2 separate regions of the Mus musculus genome follow, and region 2 is linked to region 1. Evidence: chromatin loops called from intact Hi-C (ENCODE). Cell type or tissue: heart. All regions are shown on one strand.

The links. Peaks named below come from ENCODE experiments on the same cell type or tissue, not always from the same donor. Only the 100,000 strongest peaks of a DNase experiment are listed, where the experiment ranks them.
Region 2: it touches region 1 in a loop (2.9-fold over the local background); 7 of 42 quality-filtered maps call a loop at or near these places.

Annotation. Positions count from the first base shown.
Region 1 is chr14:49,380,940-49,388,939 of GRCm38, forward strand. The region is part of intron 1 of Slc35f4 (solute carrier family 35, member F4); the gene reads right to left. It overlaps Gm52146 (a long non-coding RNA gene), which reads left to right and starts at 5,186. Exons shown (of 3, transcript XR_003951216.1): 1 at 5,186-5,737; 2 at 6,913-7,037; 3 at 7,844-7,997. In heart, no CTCF peak of the experiment used is centred here; no DNase peak of the experiment used is centred here.
Region 2 is chr14:49,730,441-49,738,440 of GRCm38, forward strand. The region is part of intron 5 of Armh4 (armadillo-like helical domain containing 4); the gene reads right to left. The region is part of intron 1 of Gm36146 (a long non-coding RNA gene); the gene reads left to right. Among named protein-coding and RNA genes, the nearest start is that of Gm36146, 16 kb to the left of the region's middle. In heart, a CTCF peak has its summit at 3,682 (motif pointing left); no DNase peak of the experiment used is centred here.

The DNA.
Region 1 (8,000 bases):
TCCAATGGCTGAGATGTTAAAAATAAGACTTCTCATAAAAAAGACTTCTCATAAATAATAAAGAAAAAGACTAGTGGCAATTAATGTAAGGATTACTGCTTGTAATATTAGCATTTAGGAATCTAAGCCTTAAGGATTGCCTGGGTACATGGTTAGCTTCAGGCCAGTCTTGGCTATTTAGCAAGACTCTATTCAACAAACTAACTTTACTAGCAAGCACTATAAATGAACACTTAATTAGAAAGGAACACAATATCAATACAATAACAAAATGTCTGGCATCATTAATAATCAAAGACGTAAACTAACTCATCAGTATTAGGAATCGACAAAGGCAATTTTAAATAACCATGATACAGAACAGGGTTAGGATGAGTTGAGGCTGACTGGCTAGCCTCCATGCCCGAGTTTGAATCCAGCTCCTCCAGGTAAAGAGTAGAGAGGTACTTAACCCGACTGTGTCTCAATCTCCTCATCTCTAACACTGAAAATCAGTAGTGTTTAAACTTAAGCTTTATGGGTTATATCCTAGGTATTCTGTACTTTTTGGCTAATATCCACTTATTAATGAGTACATACCATGCATGTCCTTTTGGGTCTGGGTTACCTCACTCAGATACTTTGGAAGATACTTTCTAGCCATCCATTTGTCTGCAAAACTCATGATTTCGTCATTCGTAATGGCTGAATAATATTCCACTGTGTAAATGAACCACATTTTCTGCATCCATTCTTTGTTTGAGGGATATCTGTGTTGTTTCCAGCTTCTGGCTACTACAAACAAGGCTGCTATGAACATGGTGGAACACATGTCCCTGTGGTATGGTGGGGCATCTTTTGGCTATATGCCCAAGAGTGGTATAGTTGGGTCTTCAGGTAGATCTATTTCTGATTTTCAGATTGATTTCCAGAATGATTGTACCAGTTTGTAATCCCACTAGCAAAGGAGGAGTGTTCCTTTTTCTCTACATCCTTGCAAGCATGTGCCCTCACCTGTGTTTTTTTATCTTAGCCATTCTGATTGGAGTAAGGTGGAATCTCAGGGTCATTTTGATTTGCATTTCTCTGATTACTAAGGACTTTGAACATTGCTTTAAGTGCTTCTTGGCCATTCGAGATTTCTCTGTTGTGAACTCTCTACTTAACTCTGTACACCATTTTAAAATTTTGTCATTTTTTTTTTTTGGAGGTTAGTTTCTTGAGTTTTTTGTATATTTTAGATATTAGCCCTCTATCGGATGTGGGGTTAGTGAAAATTTTCCCTACTCTGTAGGTTGCTGGTTTGTCCTGTTTGACTTTGTCTTATCCCTTACAGGATCTTTTCAGTTTCATGAGGTCTCATTTATCAATTTTTGATCTTAGAGCCTGAGCCATTGGAGTTCTGTTTAGGAAATGTCCCCACCATGCCAATGAGTTCAAGGCTCTTTCCCACTTTCTCTTCTATTAGATTCAGTGCATCTGGTTTTATGTTGAGGCCCTTGATCCACTTGGACTTGAGCTTTGTGTAAGGTGATAAATATGGATCTAGTTTCATTTTTCTACATACAGACTGCCGGCTAGACCAGCATTATTTATTGAAGATCCTTTCTTTTTTTCCATTGTATATTTTGGCTTCTTTGTCAAAGATCAAATTTCCATAGGTGTGTGGATTTAGTTTTGGGTCTTCAATTCTATTCCTTTGATCTATTTGTCTGTCTCTGTACCAATATCATACTGTAGTACTGCTTGAGGTCAGGGATGTTGATTTCCCCAGAATTTTTCTTATTGTTAGAAATTGGTTTTGCATTAGGGCATGACAAAGAAGTAAGTTTAGGCAGGAATCTGACATTGGGTGGAACAAAGAAGTCGGCTTCCGGCATGAAAGTGACTTTGGGCTAGGATGGGGAAGTAGGCTCAGATATCTTGATCGTCCTGATAAGCCCTTAGAAACAGTGATCCTGGGAGTGATCTTGGGACTTTGTTTATTGTCTTGTTTGTTCCTTGACTATTTGTATTTATTGCCTTGCTTGCTCCTCATTGTACTACTTGTCCTTAATACTTGCATGTAATTAAAGTGATATAAAATCAGATTGGGAAAAAAAATAAAACAGCCTTAGTCTCAGAACTGGGCTGACTCAGAAGTCTTCGATCAACTCTCAGTGGGCACTGTCCCTGGCTCAGCTCAGCAGCATCTTATACAGTCTATACTGCTGGAGATCTGCATGGCTTTTTGGAGGCCTTGCTCTTTCTAGGTCCCTTCATCAGTGAGAAAATTCTCCCTTCACATCTTTCTGTAACCCTTCCTCTTCATTTTTCTCTTTACTTTTAGGGGAGCCACGAGGAAGGTACCACTCTTCCACACTCACTTTGGAGGAGGTGTGGTAGGGTAGCTTGCATCCTCTCTCTGGAATACCATACCCACAGGGGTTCAGCAGCAGCAGCTCACTCCTTGGATGTTTCTATCACAGAAGGAGGAGCAGTCTCTATGATCATAGTCCCCATCCCTAGGAACTTAGAACAAGCTATTCTGGGCTCTTCTTTGGTAAATGGATCTTTGAATAAAAACCACCACCACCACCACTACCACCACTACCACCACCACCACCACCACCACCACCACCACCACCACCACCACCACCACCACAGTTCAGCTTTCCCTTCTAGAGGGCACCTTCACCTCTAAGGATGATCTTCCAGCAGCCTCACCGCTTCCCTGGGATCTGAGAAAGGGAGAGTGTTCCTTGTGTCATTCACAATAGAGTTGATAAGCAGATACTTGGGTTCCTCATCCGCCAGCCCTAGAATCCCTTGGGCTTCTGGCATAAACAGCACTTTTCATTTTCAGTTTAAGCCTAAACTGGACATCTGAATCTAGTGAAACTTTATATTACACTTTATATTACCCCATGACTTGAATATTCTAGAAATTTGGGTAAAGGACTATAAGTGGATTAATATATGTAATTTATGTGAGAAGAATCAGCTTCTTATCTTTCTGTAAGAGAGATGGGCTAGTTATGTCTTTATTAAGAATAAGGGTAAGCGGTTGCATTAGGAGCATGAGAAAGATGGTGAATCGTGAATCATCCAAGGCCCCCAACCTCTGGTGGCAGTGGCTGATGACTCTAACCCATCCTGCAGACTGAAAAGTCCAGGTCACGTGGGAAAGGAAGAGCAGTCAGGTATAGCCTCACAGGAAGAGCAGGGTCATCACTGGACCTGGCCACCAGACATCAGACCTCCAAATTTATTTTGCTGACTGGAGGGGATTTAATGATTTACAGCAGAGAATGTCTTTTGGCTAGAAATAGACAATTATAGTGGTTTTTAATTTTTTCCCATGACATGTAATTTCCTGCAAGTGAAAAGCATCCTGTTCAATGCTAATGTTTTTAAGTTTTTCCTCTTTTTATTTGGGATGCAAATATTTCCTAAGCAAGGCAGTTCTTTATCATCCTGAACAAAGTTTGGCAATAAATTCACAGTCAGTCTCTAGTTCTTCAATCTTTATAACGCAGGGTTATCATTACAAATTACATTTTGTGTGCAGGAATAGACTTGACACCAACACTATACACCAACGTTTAAATTTATCCATGCTAAAAAACAATCATTTGCTTGTTAGAAACTTGTCTTCAGAAATGTTTTTCTTCTAAACAACCAGGTGACCCTTCTCACTGCTGTATTCTGGCCAATAGAAATCTTACAAATAAAAAGAATGAATTTATGAAATTCCTAGGCAAATGGTTGGACCTGGAGGGCATCATCCTGAGTGAGGTAACACAATCACAAAAGAATTCAAATGATATGTACTCAGTGATAAGTGGATATTAGCCCAGAAACTTAGTATACCCAAGATATAAGAGACAATTTGAAAAACACATGAAACTGAAGAAGAACGAAGACCAAAGTGTGGACACTTTGCCCCTTCTTAGAATTGGAAACAATCACCCATGGAAGGAGTTACAGAGACAAAGTTTGGAGCTGAGACAAAAGGATGGACCATCTAGAGACTGCCATATCCAGGGATCCATCCCATAATTAGCCTCCAAACGATGACACCATTGCATACACTAGCAAGCATTTGCTGAAAGGACCCTGATATAGCTGTCTCTTGTGAGACTAGGCCGGAGCCTAGCAAACACAAAAGTGGATGCTAACAGTCAGCTATCGGATGGATCACAGGGCCCCCAATGGAGGAGCTAGAGAAAGTAATCAAGGAGCTAGAGAGAACTGCAACCCTGTAGGTGCAACAACATTATGAACTAACCAGTACTCCGGAGCTCTTGACTCTAGCTGCATATGTATCAAAAGATGGCCTAGTAAGCCATCATTAGAAAGAGAGCCCCATTGGACACACAAACTTTATATGCCCCAGTACAGGGGAATGCCAGGGCCAAAAAGTGGGAATGGGTGGGTAGGGGAGTGGGGGGGGGAGGTATGGGGGACTTTTGGGATAGCATTGGAAATGTAATTGAGGAAAATACGTAATAAAAAATATAAAAAAATTAAAAAAAATCTTACAATCTGATGCTCATCGAACTCAGAAATCAGACGACCACTACAATCATTTGAAATTCATGGGCAGGAAGAGTCAATAAGCTCACAAGAGAGTATCTGAGCAGATCTCCAATACATAAAGCGTGTGACCCTCGGTACATGTGACTTTCAGGTTTGTTGCCCAGAGCAACTTTATTCCTGGTTCTTGCTTGTATTTGAGATGGTCAAGTTTAGTAGAAATCAGAGTTCTAAGAAATAAGGCATAACCATAGCTTCTAGAATAAAACTTGGTGCCTAGTGCAGGCATTTATTCCTACAGAAGTATCTTATTTCTTTTTAAAAAATCTACAAAGAATTTGAAGCATACAGATGTCTGAAGGTTACTAAAGAATGCAATTACTTACCTGGCCCATATCTTGAAATTAACTCCTAAAGCTATTTATGTCAAATAAGCTATCCATAGACACATCTAAAGGATCTTATTTTCAGGCATGAGTTCAGCTATTCAGGGCAGTCTTGGAGATTTTAGAGAAAAAAAATCAAATTAGTCCAGCTGGACCAATAGCCAAAAGCCTTTAGAAACCTACAGTCCTTTTGGAAACAGCTCCCTGCTCTTCAGACTCTGCCACCTTAGAACATGGGTGCTTAACATGAGATCCCCTTTCTGATTGCTTTTGGCATGGGCTGCAGACAGGTGAGAATCCAGTTAGAAATGCATTGATATTACTCCGAAAACCTAAGGGAGAGTTCTGTCTCCTCTACCACATGTCAGAGAGGCTCACATATTCTGGCTGGGGGTGGAGGTTGTTGATAACGTAGATCAATGCTATGGCTGTAAAATGTAGACCCCACGATATAATGAAATTACAAAATATTCATGAAAGTGACTATCTGTCATCAGCTAGTAATAGATACTGTGCTCTCTTTCCACCACCTCCTCACTCCTTTCTTCCAGATTGGCATGACCCCACCCTGCAATGACTGAGTTATATTCCCTCTCTTAATTCACATCAGTTATAATCTTCAATGTCTCAGAATGTGAGCATGTTGAGACAATAATTGAGGTCACTAAGTCAAAAGAAGAGCATCAGCAAGATAGAACTTAAACCACTACAACCGATACCGTCAAGGAGAAGAGAGTAGGGCAGGCACGGAGAGAAGACCATGTGAAGATGACAGGGAGAAGACAGACACTAACACCCTGAGAGGAGAGACATCAACCCTGCTGACATCTTAATCTTGGATTTCTGGCCTCCAGGTCTGAGAGAAAATAAATTCTTTTATGTAAGCTATTCAGTTTGTAATACTTTGTTATGGTACCTATAGCAAGTTAATACAAAATTTCTTTTTATTACGTTTTTTTCTTTATATTTTCTTTCTATTGATTTAGGGGGGGCAGTGTGTGCTATTATAGTGAAAAGGTCAGCTAAGATACTTTGGGAAGGTCATGAAACACTTGTCCCTACAGAAGGGAGAGGTTAATTAACATTCCTCAGACCACAGTGTGGGAACTGACCTGTGGGTGGGACACATTCTACAGGATGGACCATTGCCACCTTCAGACAAGGGAAGTCCTTGCCACCTTATTCCCTAAAGACCAATCAGTTTAAAGGGCACACTGTTACACCAATCATATTGTACCTAGTTGCTGATACTCTATTCTGCCCCTGGAAACCATATAAAAACTCGCTGAATGGGCACCGGAGGGTCACCACCCCTCCTTCGGGTCTGGGACGACCGCAGTGCACTGGAACAATAAATTCCTCTTGCTTTTTGCATCAGTTCTGGCTCCACATGGTTCACTCAGGGGATCCTGGTAAGCTAAGGCTCCCCAGAGTCTTACAATAGGGGGCACATATATGTGTTCTATGTGCATATGTGGAGCTGAGAGGACAATGTTAAAGGATCTACCATGAAGGTCCCAGAGGTTAGGTGTAGTGTCTTGGTGTTCATCGGGCCATCTTGCCACTCCACAATACAAGATTTCACTGGTTGAAAATCTACATCTCAAACTAAATAGGTGAAAATGCATCAACATTTACAGCCACAGTAGTACCAAGGATAGATACTACATGAGGTATAATTGGAGAATATATTTTTGCTCAGCAGTTGGACTTGTTTAAATATGTTACCTGGGGCATGGGATGTAGCTCATTTGGTGAAGTATTTGACTAGCATGCACAAGGCTGTGGGTTAAAGGAGGTTTAAAGTCATTTTTAAGTATGTAGCAAGTTAGAACACAGTCTAGGATATATGAGACCAGTCTCATTTATCATTTTATTTATAAAGTAAAATAACCAAAACAGTGCAATTATGTGTAGTAGTTCCCCAGTAGGTAGCCCTTGTCTATCTTGTTCCTAACATGAAATGTATTCCTCATTCTGAGCATTATTTTTACTTCTCAAGTGTGTGATAAGCTCTTTGCAATTGCAGGTGTTACATCCTGGTTGGCTCCTTCATGCTTCTGTGCCAGCAGAATTAAGTCTTCCTGCACTGTATTCCTTTATCATCCAGCCAAAAAGGAGACACTCCCACAAGACAGAGGAGACTCTACTTGGGTGGGTATTGCCTTTCTACACTCTGAAATTTATCCTCTTTTCTCTTAGTATGAGCTATTAAGAACCAATTAACCAGTAGTGAGGTGGCTCTTCTCTACTTGTAGAAAGAGGAACTTAATGCATTGAAATGCCATTTCTGAGGGAAGCCTTAATTGTGGGGGAAAATTTCAATACTCTATGAAGGTCAGAACGGCTGTGTCCTCTTGTGAAAATTGTGCACTAGAGGGTGGATTGTCACACTGAAGACTATGGAGCCATTGATATGTGTTGCTCCAACAGAGGGGTGGTTCAGTTCTGGGTGCATGTTAGAGTCTCCTGAGAAATGCTGAAAAGATTCTAATAGTTTTCCTTTGAAGCCTGAGCTAATTAGTATAGAGTAGGGTACATTTCTTGGCATTTCCAAAATGTACCAGAAATGTAAGGATGGGCCATTAATGAGGAAAGGTGTGTGGGTGAAAAAGAGAGACAGACATGGTGAGAAGCTGAGGGATAGATGGAGCAAAAAGGACATTGATTTAGTTTTGTTCCTAACTACTGCGTTTAGACATGTGGGACCCTGCATTGCCTTTGAAAGCAGAACTTGGAATAAATTAGGTTTGATTGCAGCTAAGAGCATCGTATTACAGCCTTGGAAAAACAACTCAAATTGTCGCTTTGCGAATGGATGTTATCTTTAACTACAGCATCACTATGAGACAGCTTTATAAATTACAGGGTATAGTGGGTTATTTTGATGAGATTGTGGGTTCTCTATATTGCTTACTCAGACAGGGATAATAACAGAATACAACTGTGTATGTTTATAGTTTCAATTGAAGAAGCCCTTAAGGACGATCAAGACGAGATTAATGGTGATTGCATCTCCAGAGCATGTTTGTTCCATAACGAAGTTGGCACCACCTCAACTGCAGTTCATTGTCAAGGTGAGCAAGATTCTCTCTACAAGTAACAAGTTATCTACCC
Region 2 (8,000 bases), 350 kb after region 1:
ATTTTGCTGTTTAACAGAGGAGATAAGACTGTGTTTCAAAACAGTATCTCTGAAACCATCTGGAGAACATACTAAAAGTGGAAAAGACTACACAAACAGGGTCTTAGGCTCTGTACTCTTATCAGTTTAAAGAAGACAAAGTTGATAGTGCCTGGATCACAGGAGGAAGGCTCATATCAAGGGCAGCAAAATAAAGTCAACAGGGAAGATAGGCTAGCGCATGGTAGGAGACCTCTTATCAAGCAAAACCCCTTTATCTTTATAAAGATGAAAACATGAAAGGCTCTGAGTAATTGAAGGGTTTGCTCAAGACCATACCATACGGACAACACAACAGAGCAGGAAGGTCACCCACCCCACTATATTACAATGCTGCTTTCTTATGTTACAGCACCATTAAACACTCCTGACTTCCAAACACAGACATGAAAGACCCCAGGCATAAGGAATATGCCTATAGGATCTAGAGTCTGAGGCCAGCCTGGGCTATTTGATTGAGTTCAAGACCAGTTTCAGCTATGTACTCTCTCTCTCTCTCTCTCTCTCTCTCTCTCTCTCTCTCTCTCTCTCTCTCTCACACACACACACACACACACACACACACACACACACAAAATAGATATGAAGGCATACATAAATTAAGAGAAACTGTGCAGTAAGCTTTTCACTATATTGAATATGTATCTTGTAACCTGGCATGTATAAATGTTTACTTGTCTAAAGAAATGGTTGGAAAGATCATGCTAGCTTTAAGCCATACTTTTTATACAATGATAAATGAAGAATTGAATACAGTAAAAAAGATCACGGCAGTCCTGAGTTAACTTTTTGAAAAGATGAAATAAAATAGTAATAGCATCAAAAATAATAAGGTATTTGCTTCTGCAAGGTCCTAACTAAAGGCAAAGAGCATTGCCTGTGGCTCATGAAACACATTTCCTTACAATACAGCTTTTTAATCCCCTTAAGAGGAGACATTCAGATTTAGTTTTACTCATTCAAGAATCAGTCTTTGGAATTGATGAGTTTGGATTTTAAAATATAATCAGCGAGCCATTTGAGATAGAGGTAATATGAAAGAGGAATGTCATGTTTTATGTCAACCTTTATTTTGCTATTATCTGGTTAAAATGTTCAAGACTGAGTGTAATGCCCCTTCCCTTCCTGTCTGCCAGATCCACTCTTGGCTATGCCTTTTCAACTTCTTTTGCTTATTAATCACAGCACCTCAGTATGAAATGAATGAAATTCCCAGGGGAAGTCAGACCACTCAACATTGAACGTACCTTCCACATACCACATGCTAAAACACTGAGAACTTCTCCAAGTACTTCAGTGCAAAAGCCAAACAATAAGCAGCTTGCATTCACTCAAGAGACATATGACAGTAATGTGAGTTGTAATTAATTTTAGGTAGTTAAATTATTAAATAACATCAGGAGAAGGAAGCTATTCTCTATGCAATTCAAATAGTGCAGATGGCAAAGGAGACCAATTACTTTATTTACAAGCCTGTGAGGGTCTTTTTTTTTAAATTTAATCTAAGTTTTTTTTTCTTTTATTTATTCACTTTATACCCTGCTCACTGCCTTCCTCTCCATAAGCCCCTCCCACATTTCTTTCCCCTTCCCACTATCTTCCTATGAGCGGGTGGAGTTCCCTGGAGTATCCCCCCACCCTGGCACTTTAAGTAAGTGAGGCTGGGCACTTCCTCTCCTACTGAGGCCAGACAAGGCAGGCTAGCTAGAAGAATATATCCCAGGTACAGGTAACAGCTTGTTGTTGTTGTTGTTGTTGTTGTTGTTTGTTTTTCTGTTTTTTTGTTTTTCGAGACAAGGTTTCTCTGTATAGCCCTGGCTGTCCTGGAACTCACTTTATAGACCAGGCTGGCCTTGAACATAGAAATCTGCCTGCCTCTGCCTCCCAAGTGCTGGGATTATAGACGTGTGCCACCACTGTCCATAGGTAACAACTTTTAGGATACCTCCTGCTCCAGTTGTAGGGCCTCATGAAACTACAAATCTTCTGTAAGGCAAAGGACTCTGTCAATAGGATAAAACGGCAGCCTACAGATTGGGAAAAAAATCTTCACCAACCCTCCATCTGACCCAGGGCTAATATCCAAAATTTACAAAGAACTCAATAAGTTAGACACCAACAACCCAAAGGGCCCAATTAAAAAATGGGGTACATGGGTTGGTGAGCAGAGGGATGGGGAGGGCATAAGAGGGGTTTGGAGGGGAATCCAGGGAAGGGACAACATTTGAAATGTAAATAAAGTAAATATCTAATAAAATATGGGGTACAAGAGCTAAACACAATTCTCTGCAGAGGAATCTTGAATGGCTGTGAGAAGCACCTAAAGAAATGTTCATATTTCTTTCTTAGTCATCAGCGAAATGCAAATAAACACAACTCTGAGGTTCCATCTTACACCCATCAGAAAGGCTAAGATCAAACACTTAAGAGCACATGCTGGAAAAGATGTGGAGTGAGGGAAATACTTCTTCATTGCTGGTGGGAGTGCAAACTGCGAGGATCTTAAATGGAGTAAAGGAGTCCAGATGCTAGTTCTATATTTCAACATAAGACATAGACACCTTGTCAAACTCCATTTTACCTAAGTGTTGACCCCTGATTCTTCAGTTTAGTCAGGAGTCCTATTGTCTTTTATCTGGTATGTCCCCTGTGGTTACATTAAACTCTATATAGCAGAATCATTTTGGGAGGCATTACTTGTTTAATCCTAATATTCGGAAGGCTATATACTCTGTCTGCTATTATCATTTTGCAAACACAACACCCAGCAAGTGCCTAATACAGTGGGGTTGCCACATAGGTATCTGTTGGTTGGATGGATTGGATGGAATGGAATGGGGTAATTTGCAGAAAATTTTTTCCTGAAAACTCTGCCATTGTTTTATACATATATACATGCATACATATGTATATATGCATACATATACATGTACATATATATGCATATATATGTATATATATATATATATATATATATAGTGTGTGTGTGTGTGTGTGTGTGTGTGTGTGTGTGTGTTTGTAGATATGTAGTGGGGGGTCATAAAACTAGAAAGGAGATTATAAGAGGAGAAGAAGAGCTCTTAAGGAAATAAAGGAAATGAGAAGGAAATAGACTATGTTGACATGGAAGCACAAGGGAATGGACCAAAGGGGAGCAGGGTCCACAGTGAGGGAGGTGGGTGGGTGTGGGGACAATCTGACAAAGTATAAAGACACGTAAGTGTAAAATGTCATAGGAGACCACTCAAATATCCATAAGGAATTTGTAAGCCCATTTTAAAAGCTACGCTTACAGTCAGGCAGTGATATGGCTCATTGGGTAGTGTTTGCTGCTAATCCTGATGACTGGAGTTCAACCCAGATCCCATATGGTGGAAGGAGAGAAGTAACTCCTACAATTTGTTCTCTGTCCCCCACATACACATACATGCACACACATGCACACACACGTAAATGGATAATAACACATTTATCTAATTTTACAAAAACTTGTTGGGTGAAGGGTTTCAATTCAGAGTGTGATATTCAGTAAGCTGTGATCTCTGGGCAGCTTTTAAGCTACTTTTCCTCTCACAGAAAAGCCTTTAGGTCATAGATTTCCAGGGCTTTTGGTTGACTGCAGCACCATCTACTGTTATATTTGAGGAAGTGACATCTCTCCAAATGCTTATTGCAGATGATGCCCTAGACAAGACCCTAGGGCATTCAGATGCCACATGTCCTTATGTATAATGATCCTTAAAGTTATCTCTAAGGAGAGAACACTTCTGTGTTGATTTCAATGACATGTCCACAGAGAATTAGTCTCAAGACCCTGAAGAGCAGTTCCTGTCTTCAGCACCCCTCCTGGGAGCCTGGCTAAATAAGAGGTGACTGTCACAGCTGACTCATGAGAGGGAGCATCATTAATTCAGTTCCTCTTGTCTGAATAACACATTTATATTTATATTTGGTTTTGTAAAATTTCCACTCTTTTGAGTATTTGTCCCATAAAAGTTGGCAACTCCAACCTAATAAAAACAGCCTGAAACCTAAAATACTATGAGCCATTTCTTTGCCATTTTAAGAAATATCACACACACTATTTCCCAGTGCTTCCTGTCTGTGTCAGAAGATGCTCAGGTGCTGGTATGAAGCAGCTGGCCTAGTGGTACAGAGCTTGCCTGGCATATGCAAGACTCTGGCTCAGGTCCCCAACACCACAAAAATAAAGGTGCAAAGACCCTAAAGACAGTATTGGCTGTTATTAAACAAACATAAACCCTGTCTAGTGTGAACACATTCACATGCAGTGCCTTTGATTTCTAAAGCAGTCGCTGTCCTAAAAAGAAATCTACTGTTGCTTTTTCTTGGCTCTTTGCTCAATATAAAAGGAAAGAAGGAAGGAAGGAAGGGAGGGAGGGGAGGGAGGGAGGAAGGGAGGAAGGGAGGGAGGGAGGAAGGAAGAGGACTCATTCATCAGGAAAACATTCTTCCCAAGGCTGTAGTATAGCTTTAGATAGCCTTTTTGTTGAACTTATACAAGTTCCATGTTGTGACTGTAGTGCAATGGAGCTGTCTGCTTAGATTGGGGAGAAGAAAAAAAAAGAGATTAAAATGGTAAGAACAGGCTGGAAGTGGTGCTGAAAACCTCTAGTCCCAGCATTCCCAAGACACAGGTAGGCAGAACTATATGAACTGGAGGCCAGTGTGATCAACTCTATGTGTGTGTGTATATGTGTGAATGTGTGTGTGTGTGTGTGTGTGTGGTGTGTATGTATTTGTGCATGTGTGTGAATGTGTGTGTGCATTTGAGTGTGTGCGAGTATGAGTATATGTATGTCTATGTGTAAGTGTGTGTGCATGCATGTGAGTGTGTGTATTTGTGTGTTTGTGTGTCTGCACATGTGTATATGTGTGTGCATATGTGTGTGGTGTGTGTGTGCATTTGTGTGAGTGTGTGCATACATGTGAATATGTGTATGCTTGTGTGTGAGAGTGTGTGTGTTTGGTTGTGTGCATGCGTGTCAACATGTGTGTGCATGTGACTGTGTGTGTTTTTGGTGTGGGTATGTGCATGTGTGCACATGTGTGAGTGCATCCTTCGTGGAGGCAGGGTACTGGAGAGAAAGAGACTGTGTATGGGGGGAGGAAATGAGTGTAAGGCTGGTAATTTGAATTTGGTCTCTGAGACTTACATGGTAGAAAGAGAAAACTGGCAATGTCAGTTGTTCTTTACCCCCAAATGTACACCTGCATGCGCACATACACACATGTAAATGTAACTAAAGTTTTTAATGTTTGAGAGAGAGAGAGAGATGCACACACATCTGTAAGCCCCAGAACTAGGAATTTTGAGTCAGGTGAATCTCTGTGAGTTCAGGGCCAGCTTGGTCTACATAGCAAGTTAAGTTCCAGGATAGTTGGGGCTAAACAATGGAAGAAAACATAGATGGCCCAGACCTTTTACCAGTTGTGTAAAAGACCCCGAGTCCCATGTTTCTTGGCAGTAAAATAGGTCGAATAATTACTACACAACCCTACAATAGGATTGTTACAGGGACAAAGAAAGTAGAGTCTGGTAAAGGTATGGTATACATTAAAGGATCATGTAAGTTTCAAGAGGTATAATCTCATCTGCAATCACAGTAGGATTATTACACCTTAGAGTCTTTTCATACCCAAGCAAGTACATATTTGAGAGGCATCAGCATCCCAAGTAGTGCTGTAGGTTTACCAACAGAGGGCCTGGCTTTCTCTGGGATGAAAACATTACTTAAGAGGAAGTGATTGAGAGGATCATAGGGACACCTTATGCTAGGCTGGAACCCAGGTCTCCAGGGCACTTTTCAGTTCTATACATTTCAGACTTTTCAGAGGAAACCTGGAGATTAAGACCTGTATGGAGGAGTAAGCTTCCTTGCAGTTCCCTAGCAGTATGGCAGCAGGCTTCTTCCTTAGTAGGGAAAAACATGGACAAAGGAGTGGTTGTGTTGGTAAAGTACAGCAAAGGGTCTTTGTGTGGTCACCTTAGATTTTGCATGCACATGGTCTACAATGTGCATACAGTACTAGCAGATATCCTTTACTTCAAGTCTCATAAAGTGATCTTACTATCACAGAATGCCTTCACTAGTTTATCATGTTTCCTAGATGTAGTTAGTCTATTTCTGAAGTTCATCTATAGTTTTCATATATTAATGTGTGTGCATAAGTAAGTGTGGGGTTACAGGACATACATGTGGATATATGTATGCATACATGTTCAGGTCAGCCTTAGGAAAACCTTAGATACCATTCTTTGGGAACCATCCACATTTATTGTTTGTTTGAGACAGAGGCTTTCAATGTCTGGCATTCACCAATTAGAGGCATGCAGCCATGCACAATAAAGAAATAAAAATATAAGTTTTTTGAAAGACTAACAAGTTTGTTCCAGGGTTCATCAGAAGGAACATCCGAGTGACTTTCCTGGACAGATACCACTTGCTCTGTTCATCACCTCAGCTTTTCCCATTTCCTAGCATGTGTGCTTTGAGGAATTATGTGGAGATCAGACCCAGAGAACACTACCTGCTCTCTTGTGAGCCACACTTACCACTGTACTGCCTGTGCCTCTGCAATCCAGTACAGTCATAGAACCACTGGTCACTGTTCGCATTAACACATGGTTCAGGCTACATCCAGAATTCCTGTTTTCCCCACCTCCTGGGTAAATGTGGAGGATATAGTGAAGTCACTAAAGTAAGAATGATAAGTGAGGGACAGTGGAAGATAAAGAAGAACAATGAAATTGGTAAGAAACAGGCTCATGAACCATGGAGACTTTTAGTTACAACATTCAACCTTTCTTGGAGGTTGTGCTCTACCTAGGATGTGTCTGTATGCCCACTTATCCTACACGCTGATCTTTATAAATATGAGAGCTGCTGAATTAGGGGCATGGTTTTATTTAACATATATGAAAAAATGAATTGAGTATGATGCTGTATGCCTATAATCTTACCATTTAGAATCAGAAGTTTAGTCATCCTTGGCTACATAGGGAGTGTGAGGACAGTTAGAGAGAGAGAGAGAGAGAGAGAGAGAGAGAGAGAATTTGAATTTTTGGAATAAGGAAATGTGACCACTGAGTGTCTTTCCCAGGAGTGTTGCACCTTTGTGCATTATGTAATTCCATCAGGGTTTGGAAGATTTCATTATTTATGAATTATTTCACAGCTCTTTCAATATGGCTTATGGCATCACAGGTCACTCTCTAATTAGAAATGTAATGGTGGGATGACCCTTGTCTTTCAGAAATAGCCAGCCTTACATCTTTCATTCATATTACTACCTCCTCACTCCAGACAAATCCCTGGTTCTATGATGTCTATAATGAAGCAGTTGTGGCTCCTGATTCATTCATGAATTAATCCATTAGTGAAAGGCATCTTTAATAGTCATATCCATAATTACCTCTTCTTTTAAAATGTATCCTATAGCAATATGAATTATTGATGGGCCCTCAAAAATCATTTAAGGAAGATATTCCCAAGGGAGGTGCAATGCACTACCAGTCTTGTGATAAAGGGATAAAGGGACCCATGTGGGAGCATTCCATATGCTTTCAGGTAATTGCACATCAAGATTCTGCCCTGAGAAGTTTCTATAGTTGCTATGGATACTTACAGTCAATGACTTATACAACTCATCCTGTTTCAAACTCCTGCTACCTTTACTCTTGAACAACTTGAAAATTCAAGTCTGCTTAATTCAAAATGAGTTTCAGTCCTACAGATGTGGAAGATGTTATGTAAAATCTTCACAGTGGTAAGCATGCCTTCGTTTTCAGTTCCTTCCCTGGGTTGTACAAATCTTCATTTATACATGGCTGTATACAGTCTTCATGTTGACTGAATGGAGCTTTTGAATAACCACAGATCTGGGTCTTGCACCATGCTCTGTGAAGGAAGTTTTCTGTGAGAAGTACAAGGGCTCTG